3 separate regions of the Homo sapiens genome follow, and regions 1 and 2 are each linked to region 3. Evidence: read pairs that join two places in POLR2A ChIA-PET (ENCODE). Cell type or tissue: PC-9. All regions are shown on one strand. Region 1 overlaps MORN1 (MORN repeat containing 1). Region 2 overlaps MORN1 (MORN repeat containing 1). Region 3 has its middle 5.3 kb from the start of FAAP20.

Evidence for each region. Peaks named below come from ENCODE experiments on the same cell type or tissue, not always from the same donor. Only the 100,000 strongest peaks of a DNase experiment are listed, where the experiment ranks them.
Region 1: POLR2A ChIA-PET joins it to region 3 with 12 read pairs; 32 of 35 experiments call an interaction of 5 or more read pairs at or near these places.
Region 2: POLR2A ChIA-PET joins it to region 3 with 15 read pairs; 29 of 35 experiments call an interaction of 5 or more read pairs at or near these places.

What each region holds. Positions count from the first base shown.
Region 1 is chr1:2,379,186-2,384,185 of GRCh38, reverse strand. All of the region lies in intron 6 of MORN1 (MORN repeat containing 1), which reads left to right. Among named protein-coding and RNA genes, the nearest start is that of MORN1, 9.9 kb to the left of the region's middle. In PC-9, CTCF peaks have their summits at 1,144, 1,344, 2,047 and 2,248 (motif pointing right); a DNase peak (open chromatin) is centred at 2,246.
Region 2 is chr1:2,369,020-2,374,019 of GRCh38, reverse strand. It overlaps MORN1 (MORN repeat containing 1), which reads left to right. Exons shown (of 14, transcript NM_024848.3): 8 at 1,429-1,539. Among named protein-coding and RNA genes, the nearest start is that of MORN1, 20 kb to the left of the region's middle. In PC-9, no CTCF peak of the experiment used is centred here; no DNase peak of the experiment used is centred here.
Region 3 is chr1:2,197,556-2,202,555 of GRCh38, reverse strand. It overlaps a transcript of FAAP20 not described here. Among named protein-coding and RNA genes, the nearest start is that of FAAP20, 5.3 kb to the right of the region's middle. RefSeq lists an enhancer at 2,931-3,528. In PC-9, no CTCF peak of the experiment used is centred here; a DNase peak (open chromatin) is centred at 3,075; H3K4me3 peaks cover 986 bases.

The DNA of each region.
Region 1 (5,000 bases), 180 kb before region 3:
ACAGTCAGGAGGCAGAAGCAACACCGATCACTCCAATGGGGAAAAATGTAATGAAAAAATCACTAACAAGGACGACTCAGGAGACAGAAACCACACCCATCACTCCAATGGGAAAAACGTAATGAAAGAGTCACCAACAAGGACGAGGCAGCTAGCTACCAAAAAGGGCAGGAGAAGGAAGAGCAACGTCTCAGTGTCAGGAGGGGGCCCGGAGACAGACCCTCTGCGGTGGAGTCTGGGAGTGGTGTGGTTGCTGCTTGGGCTGGGCTGCAGGCCTGAGCTCCTGGCTGGTGGGAAGGGGAGGCTGCTGGTCCACAGTGTGGGGGTGCTTCACGGTTAACCAAGCCATCCCCCATGCTGGGCGTGAGGCACTAGCGGAATTGAGAGCCTCAGAAACCCAGGTGCTGCTGTGTGAGGCTGTCGCAGCCACGAAGATGACCATGACTGCAAGGGCTGTGAGGGGCCCCCTGAGCGTCCAGCAGCACTAACAGATAGGAACCACGCGTGCAGGTCTCTAAACGCAGCGCAGGTCACAGCCTGAGAATCAGGACTGCTGTGGCCGTGGAGAGGAGTCCCTCGTTCCTTAGAGCCTCGGGGCTGCTTTGATGAGAAACGCAACATTTAATTGTGTGGGTCGCAGAATTACAATGTCAGTTGAATTCCCTTCCTTGCCAAGATTCTCCTATGAAAGTTGGAGCAGTGGTTGGAGAGAATGGTCCCTGGAACTAGGAGGAACCCAGCACCCTCCTGAGACTCAGACCTCCACAGAGAGGGTGTGGCTGCCAGCCCAGGTGGTAGAGAGGTTTTCTAGGGTGCCAGGGGCCAAAGCTACTTCTCAGGAAACTCCCCCTGAGGTGCAGGAGACGCTTGCCAGAGACCAGACTCTGGGGTGTTCCACAGGCCACTGGCCCTGGCCATAGGAGTTAAAGTAGAAACACTACCTCCCACAGTCCCGCCTTGTTCTCTGTTGACAAAGCCTGGCATTGCACTTGTTGGCAAAGGAGAAACGTTGACAGGGTCCAGTTCCCGTCAGGCAAAAGTGGGCAAGGAAGGGGGGTGCTGGGAACTGAGAGGTGATGGGTTGGCAGTTGGCATGGGGCCACATGGGGATGGAGGAGTTGGGGGTGGGGATGGGAGACTCATCCTGGCTGGCACAGCTGCCCGCAGCAGGGCCTCAGAGGTGGTCAGATGTGGGGCCCCTGGAGGGGTGGTCAGGCGGGAGGTGCAGTGTGGCTCCCCTCCGCATGCATGTCCACCCTCCCTGCTCTTGAAACAGCATCCTGCTTGGGTAAAAGTGCCACCCATACCCACTCCGGGGTCTGCCAGCCCTGCTCAGGGCAGTTGACCATTGGCAGTGTCCTTGCTGGACCACGGGAGCCCATGTCAGCGTCGTTGCTGCCCCTGCTGGCCTGGGCTGGTGCTGCGGGTTCTCACCTGAGCCATATGCAGGAGATGCTGTAGCCTCTTCTCCCCTGGGGACTTGTGTCCATCCTACAGGACCAGACTTCACCACGTGCTGGGGCAGCCACTGCTCCCTTGTCTTCACTGTCCAGAGTGGCAGTGGGAGAGTGCGCCTAAGGGAGTCCCTGGGCAGAATTCTCTTCTGCCCGCCCCTTCCCACCCGAGCACACCCGGGCCCCCACCCCACTGCCACCATGACGATTCCCTCGCCTTGCAGGGCTAGGGCAAAGCTGGGGCCGGCGCTGGTGCACAGCTCTGGAGCTTGGGCTCGGGTGTGTGGTTTCACTTCCTGGGTGCCAGGCGCTGCTGTCAGCCTTTCGGTGCATTGGCTCATGATCCCCACCAGTCCGAGCAGGGCATAGGTGAGGAAGCTGAGGTGCTAGGATGGCAGGCTCCCTCACCAGGGCAACACAGCCCTGGGGGCCCCCAGCCACTCACCCAATCCTCATGTTCCCTGAGATTCAGGAGGACCTGGTCAGGGCCTGTCTCATGGCCCAGGGACACAGAGGTGCCGCCTGCTGCCAGACAGGGCCATCCCCTCCGGCCTGGGCCGGGCGAGAAGCAGCTCCTGTTCTTCCAGAGGACCATGGACAGCTTTGTCCTCCCCACCCCCACTCCCAGCCTAGCCCTGTCCCCAGAGGCTGTTCTGTCCCACAGGTCCCCTGGCTACTACCCAGGCGCCAACTCGGGTCCACACTGCTTGCTGGTCACCAGCGCCCTGGGCCAAGAGAGAGGACCAGGCAAGGGACGGCGCCCTCCCTCCTGGGCTGACAGCACCAGGGTGCTCAGCGCATCCACCAGGGGGCAGCCCAGCCCTGTCCCGGCACCACACTGGCCCGGGCCTTGCTGGAGGGAGGCAGCTCCTCCCCGGGAGCCCAGAGCTTATTCCCAAGCCATGAGTTTGGACGGGGGAGGATGGCCTGGGATGGCCACTGGGCCCAAGGGCTGGCTGGGTACTCCTGAGAGCCGGGCCCCCAAGCGGCCCCCCAGGCCTTTCTGCTTGGGATGGTTTCTCCCCTTGGTGGTAAAACCTTGAATTCTGCAGAGGGTTTTGCAGAGGATTTCTGCGAGAGTCTTGGTGCCAAACCCTTCGCGTGACCTACATTCCCTGGGGTTATAACATGACCTCCCCACTCCTCTGCCGTCCAGGCCCAGAGGACTGGGAGACCTGGGCAGGCCCTGGGACCGCCTGCCAACCGAGGCCCGCACACCCTCCCCAGGCAGGCCCGTGGCTTGAGCTCCCTGGGGACACTGCTGTGTGCTGGTGCTTGCTGCCCCACGGGGTGCTCTGGGCAGTGTCACTGGTGGCAGCAGTCCCCTGGCCTCGTCCACGCTGCTGACACCTGCAGGCACGGGCAGACCATGGCCAGTGAGCTGCCTGCTCCTCCAGCGCCTTCTCCAGGCATTCCTCCTGCCCAGACCGATGTAGACGCTGAGAAGGGCGCCCGAGGCCAAAAGGACAGGCTGGGCTCCCATCCCCTCAGGTCAGGACTGGGCCGGGGCCGCCTCCCACGCAGCACAGCCGTGGCTGCCAGACCACGCTTCAGAGGCAGGAGGTTTTCACATGGCTGTTTGTGCAAGAAGACATTACCAGGTCTGTCCCTTGGACTCTGGATAATGAGGAGAAGCGAGGCTCTCTTGGCTCAGCTGCTCAGTTCTCTGCTCTGCATCTTAGCGCTGGGCCCTCCGGTCACAGTGCCTCTCCTCCACCTTCAACCTGGAGAGAAAACGGCATCGACCCGGAGAGGCAGCAGCCGCCAGAGACGGGGGTCAGGCCGCACATCCCGAGAGCTGTCCAGAGTGAGGGGACAGCCGTTGCTTGTGGTGTCATTAGTCAAATATTTAGCCCGCTTTAAAAAACATTTTGTCGACCAGGCACAGTGGCTCACACCTGTACTCTCAGCACTTTGGGAGGCCGAGGTGGGAGGACTGCTTGAGCCCAGGAGTTCAAGACCAGCCTGGGCAACACAGGGAGACCCTGTCTCTACAAAAGAAGTTTTAAACAATACAAAATTAGCTAAGCATGGTGGTACACACCTGTGGCCCCAGCTCCTCAGGAGGCTGAGGAGGGAGGATCGCTTGAACCTGGGAGGCAGAGGTTGTAGTGAGCTGAGATCACGCCCACTGCACTCCAGCCTGGGTGACAGAGCAAGACCCTGTCTCAAAAAAATAAAAAACCAAAACACTAACCATTTTGTCATGGTAAAATCCATGTAACGTAAAACTTAGCATCTTAACTACTTTTTGTTTTGAAGAGGCGAGGTCTCACTGTGTTGCCCAGGCTAATCTCCAATTCCTGGGCCCCAAGTGCTTCTGCCTTGGCCCCCAAAGGGCTGGGATTTCAGGCGTGAGCCGCTGCGCTGGGCCGTGACCACTTTTAAGCGTGCAGTGGCGTGGCAGGAGGCACGGGCACATTTCGTGTAGCCACAACCACATCCACCTCCAGAACTTTGTCAGCTTCCCACCCGAACCTCTGTCCCCATCCAGCACGAACTCCCCACGCTCCAACCCCTGGCAGCCACTGTTCCACTGTGTGTTTGTAGACTCTGCTGATCTCAGGGCCTCCTGTGAGTGGTGTCCTTTCGTGCCAGGCTTGTTTCACCCGGCGCGGTGTCCCCAGAAGCCTCCATGCTGGAGCCTGTGCCAGCTCCTCCTTCCTTGCTAAGGCTGAGCCGGGCCCGCACCCCCCACCACCACCACCCCGTGTGGACAGACACGCTTCTCTGCCCATCTGTGGGTGGACTCTGGGGAGGCTTCCCCTCCTGGGTCCTGTGGGTGATGCTGCTGTGAATACGGCTGCACAGAGAACTCTTCAAGGCCCTGTGGGCCACAGCCCCAGAGGTGAGACTGCTGCATCGGATGGTGATTCTGTTTTTAATTTTTGAGGAACCGCCATGCTGTTCTCCACAGCGGCCTCACCCTTTTACCTTCCTGCCCACAGTGCACACAGTTCCAGTTCCTCCCCAGCCTCACCAACACTGGTTATTTTCTGTTATTTTTGTAAAAGGTTACCCTAATGAGTTTAGCCCTCTTAACAATAACCACAATTGAGATGCAAGCCCACCCACTGTCAGCCGTGGCCACCACTGCGCACCCGGTCTCCCCCTCTTTGACGCTTCTTGGCAGCTGTAGTCTCCCCCAGTCCTGGCCACCAGCTGCCCCCACCCGTGAGCACCTGCCCCTCACCATGTTTGGTGCTGCCAGGCTTTGTGGAGTGCCTTTGTGCACAGGAGTTTGGCCTTTTGACTTCTTCCCTGGGAGCTTAAACCATCGATCAGGGCCACGAGGTAGGCGCTGGGACCTTCTTGGACACTGAGTTGCCTCTTAGAACTGCCCTGCCCCTCCAGCCACACCCCAACCAGCGCCGGCTGTTCGTTTATTTTTAGAGATCATTTTATGTTCTGAAAAGACTAGAAAGTGGTAAGTCCTTTCTTCTCTCTCTCCTGGCCTTCACCTCTGCCCACCTCGGATCATGCCCTTGGCACCTCCTACATCAGCTCTGATCCACCCATCTATAGTAGGAGAAACTCAAGGAGACA
Region 2 (5,000 bases), 170 kb before region 3:
TGCCACCCCAGGGGTCAGTCTAGCCAGGGACACAACACTCATCCAAACCTCGGGGCCAAGTTCACGACACAGGTGCAGGTGCCGCCAGCACCGACTCTGGCCCTGCGCCGGGGCACCTGCAAGGTCTCAGCCCAGGCAGCCCCACACATACCTCCTGGGTTGGAGGACCTTGGGGGACCAAGACCTGTTAGCTGGGAGAGGTCACAGGGGTGACGGGTGACAGTAACTGCTGCCCTCAGCACAGACCCGCTGGCCCCGGGCTCCTCGTGGAGGCTGAGATCTTCGGGAAGGCAGGAGTGGCCAGGTGCCTGGGGAGCACTGAGAGGTGGGTCCCAGCACCCGCACGCACACAGTGCACCCTGCAGGGGATCCTGGGATGGAGGCCGAGCCTGGGTCCCGGCCCAGGTGCTTCTCCCTCAGGTGGAGTCTCCGTGAGGGGCCCCTGGATCCTCAGCAGAGCCCTCCAGGAGTGTCTTGGTGACCTCACCTCAAGGGAAAGAATCCAGATCCCAGCCCCTCCTCCCAAAAAAGTCTCTTGGCCCTTGTTGAAATTTCTAGGTGGGAAAAACGGGGCAAGAGGTGCAGGACGCAGTCTGGCTTCACCCCGAGGAGGGTCTCCCTCCGAGCCAAGGTGGGCTCTGGCTTTGCCCCCAGAACACAGCAGGAGCTCCCACAGGGGCCAGAGCTTCAGGCCCTTCCCCAGCCCCACCATTACCATGAAGTCCGGGGCACCCGCCACCCTGTGCACCCGGCATCGCCTGTGCTGCCTTTTGAGGCAGCCTCAGATCCCAGGTGTTCTCTCAGCATCTGCTTTTAAAGCCCCTCCATTGTGCTTTGCTGGAGGCCAATCCATAGGGGAGAGTCAGGGATGGCAGGTGGGGGCAGGGGCGGTGGGCAGCAGGATGCGGTGTGACGACACCACCCACAGCGATGCCCTGCAGGCCCCGGTGGAGCAGGGGCGGCCCTGGCTGCCAGGAGGCACTGGCCAGCCGGTGGACCCACCCTTGCCAGGCCTTGCCCTAGTCCCAGGTCCAGCACCTCAGGGTGCTGACTCAGATGCAGGGAATGCAGGGCCTAAATCCCGACCAGCGGGAAGACGTGCGGGAACATTCCACGGGCAGGAAAACCCAACAGCCCCACACCGCCCACTTGTGTCTCTTGCATGCTCCGTGGCCCCGGTGGTCCACTTGGTTCGATTCCACAGTGCTCCAGGCCAGCAGAGCCGAGCCTCACGGTCTGAGTGTGGACGACTGCCCAGGTCGCTGCTCTGCAAGGTGGTTTGCGGAGGGTCGGCCCCCGCATGTGCTTGTGTTCCAGCTGCCACACTGGGCTCTGGTCGGTTCCTGGGGTGCCCACTGCTGACTCAGCCATGGGGTGGGTGGGGGACCATGCCAGTCACCGCTAAAGCCACACTCTGTCCTCTCCCAGAACAAGCTACGAGGATCGTGATCTTGGGTCCGGAGGTGATGGAAGTGGCCCAAGGGTCTCCCTTCTCGGTGAACGTTCAGCTGCTGCAGGACCACGGGGAAATTGCCAAGAGTAAGCATCTCCAGGGGGAGATGACCTAACGTTTCCAAAAGAGAAACAGGCAGCAGGTTCTTAAGCAGTGAAGATGCGGACGAGATGTTGCATGTGGCTCCTGAGGCACAGCAGTGACTTCGTGCCCAGAGCCTGGCAGAGAGGTCGCAGGTGTGCCAGCTTCCCTGCCAGTCAGGGCAGCCTTGGGTGTGTGTGCAAGCATGTGTGCACATATTGTGTGATGTGCGTGCTCCTGTATGTGTGTGCATATGTGTGTATGCCTTGCACAGGTGTGCACAGGTCTGAATGTGTATACGTGTGGGGGGGCACGCGTGCACGTGTGTCAGAGTGTCCTTCCTTTTTAGGAGGAACAGTCTTCCATTCTAGTGAGGGGCTACTTTCTGCTTCCCCACTCATCCGCTGCTGGCCATCGCAGTTGTTTGTACCTTGGGCTGTTATGAATAGTGCTGCTGTGGACATGTGTATACAAGTTTTTGTGTGAATGTGTTTTCATTTCTCATGGGTATGCACCTATGAATGGAATTGCTGGATCACATGGTAGATTTATGTTTGAACTTTTTTTTTTTTTTTTTGAGATGGAGTTTCACTCTTGCTGTCCAGGCTGGAGTGCAGTGGTGCAATGTCGGCTCTCCGCAACCTCCGCCTCCCGCGTTCAAGTGATTCTGCCTTGGCCTCCTGAGTAGCTGGGATTACAGGCATGTGCCATCATGCCCCACTAATTTTGTATTTTGAGTAGAGATGGGGTTTCGCCATGTTGGTCAGGCTGGTCTCGAACTCCCGACCTCAGGTGATCAGCCCGCCCCAGCCTCCCAAAGTGCTGGGATTACAGGCGTGAGCCACCGCGCCTGGCCTAAACTTTTAAAGAAACTGCTAAACTGTTTTTCCAAAATTGCTGCAGCATTTTACAGTCCCACCAGTAATGCATGAAGGTTCAGATTTCTCTGCGTCTTCCCAACACTTGGAATTGTGTCTTTTTGTAATAGCTGCCCTGTGGGTGTGAAGTGATAGCTCCTCGTGATTTTGATTCGCATTTCCCTAACGAGTGATGACGATGAGTGGCTCTCGCTGTGTTGATTGGCTGTTTGTTTATCTTCTTTGGAGAAATGTCTATTCAAATATTGTACCCATTTTTTAAAAATTAGACTATCAGTCAGGCACAGTGGCTCACACCTAAAATCCCAGCACTTCGGGAGGCTGAGGTGCGAGGATCACTAGAGCCCAGGAGATCTTTCTTCTTGGTGTTGTTGTTGTTGTGGTTGTTGTTGTTGTTTGGAGACAGAGTCTCGCTGTGTCACCCGGGCTGGAGTGCGGTGGCACGATCTCGGCTCACTGCAAGCTCCGCCTCCCAGGTTCAAGCGATTCTTCTGCCTCAGCCTCCCGAGTAGCTGGGACTACAGGCGCCCACCACCACGCCCAGCTAATTTCTTGTATTTTTTTTTAGTAGAGACGGGGTTTCACCGTGTTGGCCAGGATGGTCTCGATCTCCTGACCTCGTGATCCACCCGCCTTGGCCTCCCAAAGTGCTGGGATTACAGACGTGAGCCACCGTGCCCGGCCAAGTCCAGGAGATCAAGACCAGCCTGGGCAATATAGTGAGACCCCATCCCTAAAAAAAAAAACCAAAATTGTTTTTAATTAGCTGGTCATGGTAGTGCATGCGTGTGGTCCCAGCTACTCGGAAGGCTGAAATTGGGAGAGTCCCTTGAGCCCAGCAGGTTGAGGCTACAGTGAGCCCCGTGACTGCACCACTACACTCTAGCCTGGGTGACAGAGGGAGACCCTGTCTCATTTAAAAAAAAAAAAAAAGAAGAAAAAAAAATGAAAAAAAGGTTGTCTTCTTATTTTTAGCTATAGAGTTCTTTACCTATTGCGGATATAAGTCCTTTATCAGATATGTCTTTGCAAATGCTTTCCGTCCACCTACGGCTCATCTTTTCATTTGCCTAATGCTATCTTTGGAACAGCAAAAGTTTTTCATTTTGCTGAAGTCCAGTTTGTCCATTTTTTCTTTTATGGAGCATAGTTTTGGTACCGTATTTAAGAATTCTTTGCCTAACCCAAGTTTCACAAAGATTTTCTCGTATCCCTCCAGAACTCTTATAGTTCTAGCTCTTACATTTAGGCCTGGGATCCAGTGTGAGTTATTTTTTATGGAAAAGATAAAGTTCTAAATTCATCTTTTCTTCATGGGGATGTTCAATCATCCCAGCATCATTTGTTGAGAACACCGTCCTTTTGCCGTTGAGTTGCCCTGGCACCTTGGTTGAAAATCAGTCAGCCCTAAGAGTCAGGGTTGATGCCTGGACCCCCCGTCTGCTCCACTGATCTGTCTATCCTGATTTATCCTCAGTCTATGCCAGGGCCACGCTATCTGGATTCTTGTTGCTTTTAGCACGTTTTCCAATTGGAGAGTCCTCCAGTTTTGTTTTTCCTTTTCAAAATGATCTTGACTCTGCTGGGACCTTTACATTTCTGTATAAAATTTTAAGATCAGTTTGCCAACTTCTGCAACAACAACAAAAGAAGGCTGCTGGAATGTTGATGGAGGTGCGTTGAACCCCTCTGGAGAGAATGTCCAGATGAAATCTTACCAACACTGAGGCCTCCATCTCATGAACACAGAAGCATCTCTCCATTTAGGTAGAGTTCTTACTTTATCACCAGCGTCTTGTTCCTTTCAGCACACATCTTGCACTTCTTTGTGAAAGCTATTAATACATAATAATGTTATTTATTAGATATTGAATTATAATTATTTTATTAATTATTTCTAAATGCTGATAAATTTGTTTATTCTTTTTATGCCATCATGAGTAGAATTTTCTTAACTTCATTTCAGAGGTTGCCGTAGACTACAATTGATTTTTACATATTGACCTCATTTCCTTTGACTTGCTTTACTCATTTATTAGTTCTACTAGTTTCTTAGAGGATTCCTTAAGATTTTCTCTATATACGATCATATTGTTTATAAATAAATACAGTTTTACTTCTTCCTTTTCAGTCTGAACATGAAAAGCTGCAAGGTTTTTACATTACCTCCAGCAATGAAAGAGGGTTCCAATGGCTTTACACCCTCCTCAGTACTTGCTATTGTCTGTCTTCTTTTTTTTTTTTTTTTTTTTCTGAGACTGAGTTTTGCTCTGTCATCCAGGCTAGAGTGCAGTGGCTCAATCTCGGCTCACTGCAAGCTCCACCTCCTGGGTTCACACCATTCTCCTGCCTCAGCCTCCTGAGTAGCTGAGACTACAGGCGCCTGCCACCATGCCCGGCTAATTTTTTTGTATTTTTTTAGTACAGACAGGGTTTCACCCTGCTAGCCAGGATGATCTCAATCTCCTGACTTCTTGATCCACCACCCTCGGCCTCCCAAAGTGCTGGGATTACAGGCATCAGCCACTGCCCCCCGCCTTTTTTTTTTTTTGAGACTGGGTCTTGCTTTATTGTCCAGGCTGGAGTGC
Region 3 (5,000 bases):
GGAAGCATCAGTTGCAGTGAGCCGAGATCATGCCACTAGACTCCAGCTTGGGTAACAGAGGGAGACTCTGTCTCAATAAATAAATAAAATAAAAATAAAGAGGTGTTGAGGATTGCTTGAACCGAGGAGGTGGAGGTTGCAGTGAATCGAGATTTCGCCACTGCACTCCAGCCTGGGCAACAGTGCAAGACCCTGTCTCTAAAACAAAAACAGAAGTAGGGTTGTTGGCTGTCACTTAGCTGGGGCTCGTGGTGATGGGGTCCGGTGGCACATATGGAGGGCATAGCTGGAAGGAACAGAGGCCACCTCCTCCTCGGGTACCTGGTAGGGGAGAGCAGCCCTGGGCCAAGGCCACACGGTGCTGGGGTTTGCAGGACAGCCCGGAGTCTGCACAGGGGCCTCCTGGAGCCTGGTTCTCCAAACAGTCCCTGAGGGAGCACCCAGGGGAAAAGAGAAACAGAAAATCAGGCCCATTTTTGGGCCATAACTTTCAGGCCACTTTTTCTTTTTCTTCTTCTTCTTCTTTTTTTTTTTTTTTTGAGACAGAGTCTCGCTCTGTCGCCCAGGCTGGAGGGCAGTGGCACTATCTCGGCTCACTGCAAGCTCCGCCTCCCGGGTTCACGCCTTTCTCCTGCCTCAGCCTCCCAAGTAGCTGGGACTACAGGTGCCCACCAGCACGCCCAGCTAATTTTTTGTATTTTTAGTAGAAACAGGGTTTCACCGTGTTAGCCAAGATGGTCTCAAGCTCCTGACTTCGTGATCCGCCTGCCTTGGCCTCCCAAAGTGCTGGTATTACAGGCATGAGCCACCGCGCCCAGACTTTTTGTTTTTTTTGAGTTGGAGTTTTGCTCTGTCACCCAGGCTGGAGTGCAGTGGCACAATCTTGGCTCACTGCAACCTCCGCCTCCCAGGTTCAAGCAATTCTCCTGTCTCAGCCTCCCACATAACTGGGACTATGGGCGCACGGCACCACGCCCGGCTAAATTTTGTATTTTTAGTAGAGATGGGGTTTTACCATATTGGTCAGGCTGGTCTTGAACTTCTGGCCTCAGGTGATACACCCGCCTTGGCCTTCCAAAGTGCTGAGATTTGACAGGTGTGAGCCACCGTGCCCAGCCTCAGGTCCCTTTCTCTAAAAGTCAGCAATTCTACCAGATGAACAAAGAAGACCTAAGCCCCCGGCGGTGCCTTCTTGCTCCCTGCCCACGGGTGTCCCAGTCCTTCCAGGCTGTGCCTTCGAGCCTACAGAGGTCGCTCACCGTGCGTGTCCCTGACCCTCTGGAGGATGCGCAGGGCCCAGGCCACCCACTGTCCTTATTTTCCAACACAGGGGCAGCGAGGGAGGCGTTGGATGGAGCCACCCCACGGCTCCTCTGTGAAGGTCTGCACGTCACTCAGAAAGTTGAAGCAAACCAAGCAGGGTTGGAGCCCACAGTTCACAGCCGGCTGCACAGGGGATGCACCAAGCACAGTTTCCTATGACAAGTGGAAACCTGTGCGCCACAGGTGAGCTGGGTCCTGGAAGGTGCAGGGACCAGGCAGCATCTCATCTCAGGACATCAAGGGCTGTCCCCAGCCAGCAGATTTCCCATAAAAACGTGCTGAACTGGGGACAAAGCTGATTCTACAGAGCCGAGAAGCCAGACCTTCCCTGGGGACTCCCGAGGGGGTCCCAGCCACCCTCTCCACCTGCAGAGGTTTCCTGGCCCACTTGGAGGACCTTGGGGGATCCTCCAAGGGCCCCCTTCCAGCTCTTGGCCCATGGGGGAGCCTCTTCCTCAGCTCCGGGTGTGGTGGACAGGAGACCGAGGGCTCCCCGCACCCAGCTGGGCTCAGCGTTTTCAAGCTGAACTTGGTGCGTGGCGGCTTGGAAAGCCGGGAGCCTGCTGCGTGTCTCCTGGGGCTGCTGTGAAAAAATGACCACACACTGGGAGCCTAAAACGAGTGACATGTATATTCTCACAGTTCAGGCAGCTGGTGTCCAAAATCAGTGGTTGGGAGGGTGGAGCTCCGCCTAAAGGCTCTGGGTGGCTGCTGCCTGCCCCTTCCAGCCCCGGGCCCCCGGCATTCCCTGGCGTGCAGCTGCTCCACCCCCAACCCCAAAGCCTCCTTCCTGTGTCTCTGTGTCCAAATTTTCCTTACCTTTTTTTTTTTTTTTTTGAGATAGAGTTTTGCTCTTGTCGCCCAGGCTGGAGTGCAACAGCACGATCTCGGCCTATCGCAACCTCCGCCTCCTGGGTTCAAGCGATTCTCCTGCCTCAGCCTCCTAAGTAGCTGGGATTACAGGTGCCCACCACCACACCCAGCTAATTTTGTATCTTTAGTAGAGATGGGGTTTCACGATGTCTTTCAGGCTGGTCTCGAACTCCTGACCTCACATGATCCACCTGCCTCGGCCTCCCAAAGTGCTGAAATTACAGGCATGAGCCACAGCACCTGGCCAATTTTCCTTTTCTTTCTCTCTCTCTTTTTTTTTTGAGACGGAGTCTTGCTCTGTTGCCCAGGCTGGAGTAAAATGGCACAATCTTGGCTCACTGCAACCTCTGCCTTCTGGGTTCAAGCGATTCTCCTGCCTCAGCCTCCCGAGTAGCTGAGACTACAGGCGCCCACCACCACACCCAGCTAATTTTTGTGTTTTTTAGTAGAGACGGGGTTTCACTATGTTGGCCAGGCTGGTCTAGAACTCCTGACCTCAAGTGATCTGCCCGCCTCGGCCTCCCAAAGTGCTGGGATTGCAGGCGTGAGACACTGCACCCGGACAATTTTCCTTTTCTTACAAGAACACTGCTCACACTGCATTCAGGGCCAACCCTAACCCAGTATCGCCTCATCCTGGTTTGATTATATCGGCACAGACCTTGCTTCCGAGCGAGGCCACTTTCTCAGGTACTGGTGGACATGAGTCTTCGGAGACGCTGCTCAACCCACAGTGCTCCTCCAGCTTGGTTTCTGTGACTTGCCTTCCCCAGAGGAGGGGTGCCCTGAGAGGTCTCCACTCCCTGACCGGCTCCTTGGTGCCGCGCACTCTGAGAGGCTTCCCAGGGAACAGAGCACACAGGACCGCCCTCCTGGGTAGACCAATCAGCATCTGAGCTCACAATTTCCCAGCAGGGCAGTGGGGTGGAGAGAGAAGCCTGGGCTGGGCTGGGCTGGGCTGGGCTGGGGAAGCTTCTCCGGGCGGGGGGACGTCAGAGCAGGATCTGGGGCTGATAAAAGCCCGCCCCTGGGTGGGGGCTGAGTGGTGCGGAAGCTGAGCCCGACACGTGGGGATGGAGGACAGGCTGTGGGAGGGTGTGAACCGGATACTGCTTGAAGGGGTGCTGGGGACTTTGAGAGAGGGCGGCTGGCCCTGTCTGGTCGGGGATGCTGGCCCAGACACAGGCCATGGCTGGGATGGGGTTCAGAAACAGGACCGCTGTCTCTCCCGGGCCAGGGCCCTCCCCAGCTGCTCCTGGCTTTCTGGTTCTTGGGGTCAGGGGCAGGCCTGTGCCATGACCCCGCCACTGAGGCTGTGAGGAGGCTGTCGGTGCCCAAGGGCACCAAGGCACACCCCTACTCTTGCACCCCATGTGTGGGCCCGAGCACCTGCTCTGCTGCCCCAAAGATCTGGCGATGTTTCCCAGGCAACTGTCTCTCACAGCCTGTCTGCCTGGCACTCCCGTATCCCATAAATGCCACCACATCTGGCTATGGGTGGGCGTGCCTGCCTGGCATCCACGGGCCAGCAGGTGTGGTGGAGCACAGCCCAGTTCCTGGCTGCGTCAGAAGGCTGCCCGGGCCTTTTGGCTGTCCTTGCCAGCAGGTGAGCACTGCCAGGGCACCGTGTGTGGGTGCTGGGCCATTTAGCCACATGGGAAGGGGTGGAGGCAGCCCAGTGCCTTCAGCATGTGCCCAGGGTGCCTGTCGGCCACAGGTCTCATTTGGAAATTGGGAGGGTGCACGGCCACCGGGCTGCTTAGGCCTGCCAGCCTCAGGGCCCGTCACCGCTGTCTTAGCCTGATTTGCAGGGTGTCAGCGCTGGGCAGAGATGAACATTTGGGTGACTCTGAGGATGCCAGTGGCTGGGACACTTGTTCTTCCGCGGTGGAAGGAGTTGGAGAGGCCTGGCTCCCTGACCTACGGCCAGCCTGGCTTCTGAAACCAGCTCAGTGGGCTGGGGCCTGATTCATCATCCATAAATGTGTCCTTTTTTGCCACAGAGGGTAAGGGGCCTCCTAGCCCACCGGTCTGCAGGTGCGGGAGTAGGAGATGGGTGGCTCTGATGCCCCCACCCACTCGATCACCTTCTGCTCTGCCTGGGATGCAAACTCCCACAGCTGAAACGTTCTTTTGTAAACATGAATTTTGGCTTAGAAAAAACTCATTTCCACTGTGCACGTGTCAGTCCCAACCAGAAATTATTTTCCAATAAAGCAAAACTCCGTCACCACAGCAGCAGATGGCTCCGAAGAAGTGGAGCGTTTTCATCAGGTTCAACTTTGAAACCTCCACCATCACCATCACCAGCACCGCTGTGTCATGCTGATAACTTGAGGACAGGCAGGACAAGGTATGTTTGTTGGAGGTGAACATGCTTCCTTGTCTTGAGAGTCTTGAGTGGCCGGTCCCCTTCCAGGCCCTCGGCTGGCAGGCAGCTGTCGGGAAGCTGTCAGGCGGGAGGGGATTGGGGGTCAGGCTTCCTGACAAGTGGAGGCACCCGCCACGTGCCCAGAGCAGAGGTCACCCCAGTGCCTTTCTCTGTGGACTTATCTCTGGCTGTAGGTCACAGGGGCCTGCCCCACTGCCCCCTCCCCAGTGGTGACATGGGAGGAGGGGAGATTAATCCAGAGCAGCAGATAAACTGGAGGGGAAGAGCCCCCAGGAGGACAACTGTGACACGTTGTGCTGCCTCTGCGTCCCCAAAGCACCAGGCCCAGAGGCCCTGCCTTCTGCCCCATGGCACTGGCCTGGGGCCCTGGCTCCTCTTCCCTGGTGGCCAAGGGTAAATGAGGCCCACTGGG